Linked DNA regions of Homo sapiens: region 1 is linked to region 2. The links are chromatin loops, found by intact Hi-C in ENCODE. Cell type or tissue: dorsolateral prefrontal cortex. All regions are shown on one strand. Links, peaks and the distances in the headings refer to the core of each region. The heading gives the core; the rest is flanking DNA. Region 1 holds the start of NECAB3 (N-terminal EF-hand calcium binding protein 3). Region 2 overlaps ZNF341-AS1 (ZNF341 antisense RNA 1).

Region 1 (2,904 bases), core at 279-2,778, 130 kb before region 2:
CTCTGAGCTGTTTCCTTGCGTGCTGTTGAAAACCAACAGCAGGCAGTGGCTACTCTGTCTCTGCAGGCGCCTGAGTTACCCACTAGCAAATAGATCAGGAGCAGCTGGGGTTAACTCTTTCAGGGCTGGGGCTTCCTATGGGGCTGACTCTGAGGACCTTCGGCAGGCGTGTGTGTACACACACACGTCCAAGGGGGAGTGGGGGTGGCAGAAGGCAAGTTCGGCAGATTTCATTTATGGAGAAGTGGAGATGAAGAGCAACAGAGGCAGAGAGGAGCAGAGTCAAGACAGGTCCCCGTCTCTCTTAGTGACCTGCTCCCAGGTCACCCAAAGCAGCCCAGCAAAGGGGAGACTGGCAGGCCTGGCAAGCAGGGGTGGGCCAAGCCTGGGCCGAGAGCCCCCATGAACTCCAGGTCCTGAACGCCAGCCCCCTCCAGGGTCCTGTTTTGTCAGGGTCAGTGGGGCTCAGGAAAGACTCTAACCTCTAGCCTAACTCAGAGAAGGTCTGCCACTGGCTGAGGGGCACGCAGCAAGCCAGGGAGGCCCAGGTAGGGTAGATGGAGATCTTGGGAGTGGGCAGGGGTGCTAAGCTGGGAATGGGGACATCTGGGGTCACCCTATTGTATCCCTGCCTCCATGACTGACCTGAGACATATCCCCTCAGGCCTTGGTTTTCCTACTTGGGAAGAAGGAGGGTCAGGTCCCTTCCAGCCAGGGCTGTGGTCAAGGTGCTGAGTCACTAGGGGCAGTGGGGAGGGGGTGGGAGACAGCTTTGCCTCCCTCTGGAGTTGGGGCATGAGGGGGCCAGGACAGAGCCGAGCACAGCGGTGAACGGTGGAGAAAGGGCTCAGGGCCGTGGCTGGTGCCCATGGTGGCCGCAGGGCCACCCATGGCCCCATGGGAGGGTGACTCTGAGCAGCCCTTACCAACTGTAGGACTCTGCTGCCCTGGAGTGGGGCCTGAAGAACTCTGGGGGCGGCACTAGAGTCAGGAGTGAGGGGCCCTTGCGTTTCCAGGCTCCCCTTCCCCAGTCAGCCCAGCCTGGAGCTGCCACAGAGTGGGGTGACCGCTGCTGTGATTGTCGCCAGCCCCCCGCCAACACCAGACACACAAATGGGGTGGGCTGAGGGGTGGGAGGCAGCAGGGGCAGTGACACTGGAGCAGGGACAAGAGGAGACATGGAGAGACAGAACAGGTCACACAAGGGCAGAAAGGTCAAGAGAAAACAGCAGGGCCAGAGAGAGGGGAAGAGACCCAGAAACAGCGGCGGGGCCCGAACAACCCCGGAGGGTGAGACTAACAGAGACTCGGGTAGGGAGACACCGCGAGCAGAGCCCGCGCCCACTCACGTCCTGGAAGAGCGTGTGTCCGGCGGGCCCCGGGTCGGGCGCGAGCTGGGGGTGCCGCGGGGTCTGGGGCTGGGGCTGGGGCGCGGGCGGCCGGAGCAGGCACACGGTGAGCAGCCCCGCGCACGCCATGGCGCCGCCACCCGCTCGGGCTCGGCTGCGGTTGCTGCCGACCCTGGACGCCGCGGCGGACTCGGTGTGGCTAGAGGCCGCCCCTTGGCGCCGGCGCCGACGCGCGGGCTCAGGCCCCGCCCCCGCCCCGCCCCCGCGGACGCCGGGTTCCCTCGCCTCAAGGTCCAACTCCAGCGCCGCGGGCCTCCGCGCTTCCGCGGCCACGGCGGAGGGGGAGGCGCCCGAGGGCTCCGGTCCCGCGACGGCCTGTCGGGAGCAGAACCTAGGGGCTGCGGGCCTACCCAGAGGGACAGGATGACCAAGCCAGTGCCGAGGTCAGGGTGACACAAGTGGGTAAAACCCACCAGGACTTCACCTTTTGGGGCGTCTGTATCCTCATCTACAAAAATGGTACTGGCAGACACCCTATGCAATTGTTGGGACTCATTCAATGTCAAGTGCTTACAACGGGGGCTGGCGCAGAGGAAGCCCACAGGTCCGTGCGGCCGAATCCCAGGCATCCCGACGCCCGCCCTCTCTGGCACTAAGCGCAGCCCTTTCCCCTCCCCTCCGTGACTCTGGCCCTCCCTTCAACCCGTTCTCCACACAGCAGCCGGGGGGAGCTTTTAAGATGCGAAAGAGGAGGTGTCACTTCGGTCTCCAGTGACTCCTTGGCCCCTGAATAAAGCTTAAGACTGAACGCCCCACTCCAGGAGCACCACTCTGACCCTCACCTCAGGACCGCAGCCACACTGCTTTCTCTCCGGTCCTCTATCCCGCTCCCTCCTGCCCAAGGCCTTTGCCCATCGTGTCCTCTGCTTGGTGTTTTCTTCCTCTGGTTAACTCCTACTTATTTTACAGCGCTCAGCTTAAGCACCACCCATTCCAGAACGCCTTTCCCGATTTTCTCATTTATGCAGATCTCCTCTTTCAGACCCTGAGAGCACCATGAAAGGAGGTAACACCCGTGTCCCCAGAACTGTTAAATACCTGACACAGAACCAGCCCACTGTATTTGTTACATGTTTACTAATGTCCAGAAACGTCTGGAAGGAAGACAGCAAACTGAGCAGAGTGGCCTCTGGGGCTGGGGAAAGGAGAGGCCACTCATTACTCTGCACTTCGGGCAGCACTGAATAGCATTCTTGGCTTTCTACAACAAAAACCTTTACTGGATCTGCTTTTGAGTTAGGACCAAAACAGCGAGGAAGCTGACCTTTCTTCGAGTTATGAGGCTCAAATCAAATCGGGCACGGACAGGGAGAAGGGAAGTGGAGAATGGGCATTTCCCCAGCAACCTTGGCCTCTCCCGCCCCGAAATGTTCCCAACAGAGTCCCAAAACCCGGCCCAAACGTCATCAAAATATTTATTAAAACCAAAGCAGGAGGGAACAGAGCTGTTAGGAAGCAAATCAAAGTGCAGATTGGAGGGTGGGGCAGAGCAGTG
Region 2 (2,904 bases), core at 191-2,690:
CGAACTCCTGAGCTCAAGTGATCCATCCACCTCGGCCTCTCAAAGTGCTAGGATTACAGGCATGAGCCACCATGCCCAGCCTGGAGATGTTGTTTTAAATTGTAATATAACATGTTTAATAAAGTACATAAGATACATAAAGGGCAATCGTCTTAAGTATAAAAACTGATTAATTTGTATACAGCCATGTGAACACCTCTGGATCCTGCTATTGAACCTGTTAGCACCTTGTAAGGGTCCTCTTCCTGGTCTGTACCTCCCTGGAGGTAACCATTATTCTGATTCCTAACACCATGGATTAGTTTTGCCTGTTTTTGAGCTTCGTATATATGGAGTCATACAAGCTTTTGTATCTGGTTTCTTTCACTCAGCATAATATCTGTGAGTCATCCAAATTCTTGCATGTATCAGTGGCTCATTCTTTTTCACACAGTTTTGAATAAGTTAATACGAGTTGGTCAAAGTTTGAAAAGGCTGTGCATTTGTCTGAGAGACCAGAAAAATACAGGCCAGCAAAGCCCAGGGCTCTCCAGTATTGAGCCAGTCCACTCTGTGAATCTCTATTTATGGCAGCTGAATTCTCAGCCAGGATGGCAGCTACTTTGCCCATGTGTCACCACTTCCCATCCCATACCCTGGGTAGACATCACAAATCCATCTTGAGCACTTTTTTTTCTTTTTTTGAGACAGTGTCTCACTCTGTCACTCAGGCTGGAGGGCAGTTGCATGTTCACAGCTCACTGCAGCCTCAACCTCCTGGGCTCAAGTGATCCTCCTGCCTCAGCCTCTCGAATAACTGGGACCATAGGTGTGTGCCACCATGCCCAGGTAATTTTTAATTATTTCTTGAGACTGAGTGTCCCTATGTCGCCCAGGCTGGTCTCAAACTCCTGGGTTCAAGCAATCTTCCCATCTTGGCCTCCCAAAGTGCTGAGATTACAGGTGTGAGTCGCCATGCCGGGCCAATCTTGGCACTTTTTTTTACAAGAACTTCTGATGCAGCCTCAAAATTCTTTTCAACCCAGCGGTCCAGGTGGCCAACACTAATTGCTTGTAGTTGGTACTTGATATAGTTTGGCTGTGTCCCCACTCAAATCTCATCTTGAATTATATCTCCCATAATTCCCATTGTTGTGGGAGGGACCTGGTACGAGATAATTAAATCATGGCAGCGGTTTCTCCCATACTGTTCTTGTGGTAGTGAATAAGTGTCATGAGATCTGGTGGTTTTATAAGGAGAAACCCCTTTCTCTTGGCTCTCATTCTCTCTTTGCCCGTTGCTATCCATGTAAGACGGGACTTACTCTTCCTTGACTTCTGCCATGATTGTGAGGCTTCCCCTGCCATATGGAACTATAAGTCCAATTAAACCTCTTTCTTTTTGTAGATTGCCCAGTCTTGGGTATGCCTTTATCAGAAGCATGAAAACAGACTAATACAGTACTCAAGATTAAATCTGAGGCTTCTGCTGTCATATCCCCAAGATATTTTTCTGGGCTCCCAGAGTTAGAACATGAGGGGCTCTGTTATCACCCTCAGTTTACCACACAGCTGTATGAAACTGATGGTGGTGAGGTCCACAGCATCTTCCTGTTCATATATCCTTTGGGTAATGGCTCCAACCCAGCAAGTGTTTTGCTACCTATGTACCTGGGAGCAACTTGACTTAGATAAGAGGTGATGAGGCAGACTGCTTAGATGTGGAGGGGCTGCTGCACCCATGAGGTGGCTTGACTGAAGCCTCTTTGTTTTTCTCTTTTACTTTGCTAAAACATTGCAGTGTCTCAATTACGGAACAAACACAAATGTGACTTAATGTTTAACAATACTCCTGTGAATTCTTGACAGTTCTAGCATGTCTCTCACATTTGAAAAACTTATTCCAACCACAAAATTGGGTGAAATGAACTCTACCATCCTCTGGGAATGGCTGCCTGTATGTGCAGGGTTGGAGGTTGTGGCTGATTAAAACAACAACAACATCCAACTCATGGCTTTTGTCCAAATGTAAATCATAGTCTGAGGGAGGAGATAAGACTCACATATAAACTAATAGAGGAAAAGTCCAGCTAAGCTCTCATTTATTTGAAACTCTGATCCTGAGCAACTTCACATATTTGAAAAGTACAGGAAGGAATAAAAAATACCTTTGAGAAGCTGTATTTTTCTTCATGGGAGAGCATTTCAGCTCCTCATTTAGAATTGGTTTATTCTTTGTTTTTGTTTTTGTTTTTTTTTTGAGACGGAGTCTCGCTCTGTCACCCAGGCTGTAGTGCGGTGGCGAGATCTCGGCTCACTGCAAGCTCCGCCTCCTGGGTTCAGGCCATTCTCCTGCCTCAGCCTCCCGAGTAGCTGGGACTACAGGAGCCTGCAACCACGCCCGGCTAATTTTTTTGTATTTTTAGTAGAGACGGGGTTTCACTGTGTTAGCCAGGACGGTCTCGATCTCCTGACCTCGTGATCCGCCCATCTCGGCCTCCCAAAGTGCTGGGATTACAGGCGTGAGCCACCGCGCCGGCTATTCTTTGTTTTCATGCAAGGTTAACACATGCAAAAGATTGGAAGCAGCAAATTAGAATGGTAGGCTTGGGGCAACTACTGGCTACTAACAGCAGCCTCACTGCTAATGGATGGAGAAGTGATTTTTTCCCCCTTTTTATCCACCACTAAGAGTCTAGAGAAGTGATGCTTGACACCAAAGACAATGGAAAAACAATGAAATGTGGTACCACAATTAGCTGCGTCTGTTTATTGCAGAGGCAAAAAAGTCCTCAACGCTTCTGCCACTTTTGAAAGTTCTGAGTCTGGTTCAATTCTTATTGCCTATAAAGATGACAGAATACCTAAGAATAAAATACACATTTTTGAGCATCCGCTAGGTGCCAAGTCTATGCTCAGCAAGTA

What was found. Peaks named below come from ENCODE experiments on the same cell type or tissue, not always from the same donor. Only the 100,000 strongest peaks of a DNase experiment are listed, where the experiment ranks them.
Region 1: a loop joins it to region 2, with 3 times the contacts of the local background. A loop is called at or near these places in 22 of 110 quality-filtered maps.

Annotation. Positions count from the first base shown.
Region 1 is chr20:33,672,875-33,675,778 of GRCh38, forward strand. It overlaps NECAB3 (N-terminal EF-hand calcium binding protein 3), which reads right to left and starts at 1,554. Exons shown (of 12, transcript NM_031232.4): 1 at 1,350-1,554. The coding sequence starts at 1,478. E2F1 (E2F transcription factor 1) reads right to left here. Exons shown (of 7, transcript NM_005225.3): 7 at 2,603-2,904. RefSeq lists enhancers at 315-862, 863-1,410, 2,081-2,581 and a silencer at 1,265-1,894. In dorsolateral prefrontal cortex, for the core only: a CTCF peak has its summit at 1,676; DNase peaks (open chromatin) are centred at 1,587 and 1,927; H3K4me3 peaks cover 2,023 bases; H3K27ac peaks cover 2,500 bases.
Region 2 is chr20:33,803,649-33,806,552 of GRCh38, forward strand. The region is part of intron 1 of ZNF341-AS1 (ZNF341 antisense RNA 1); the gene reads right to left. Among named protein-coding and RNA genes, the nearest start is that of ZNF341-AS1, 6.0 kb to the right of the region's middle. In dorsolateral prefrontal cortex, for the core only: no CTCF peak of the experiment used is centred there; no DNase peak of the experiment used is centred there.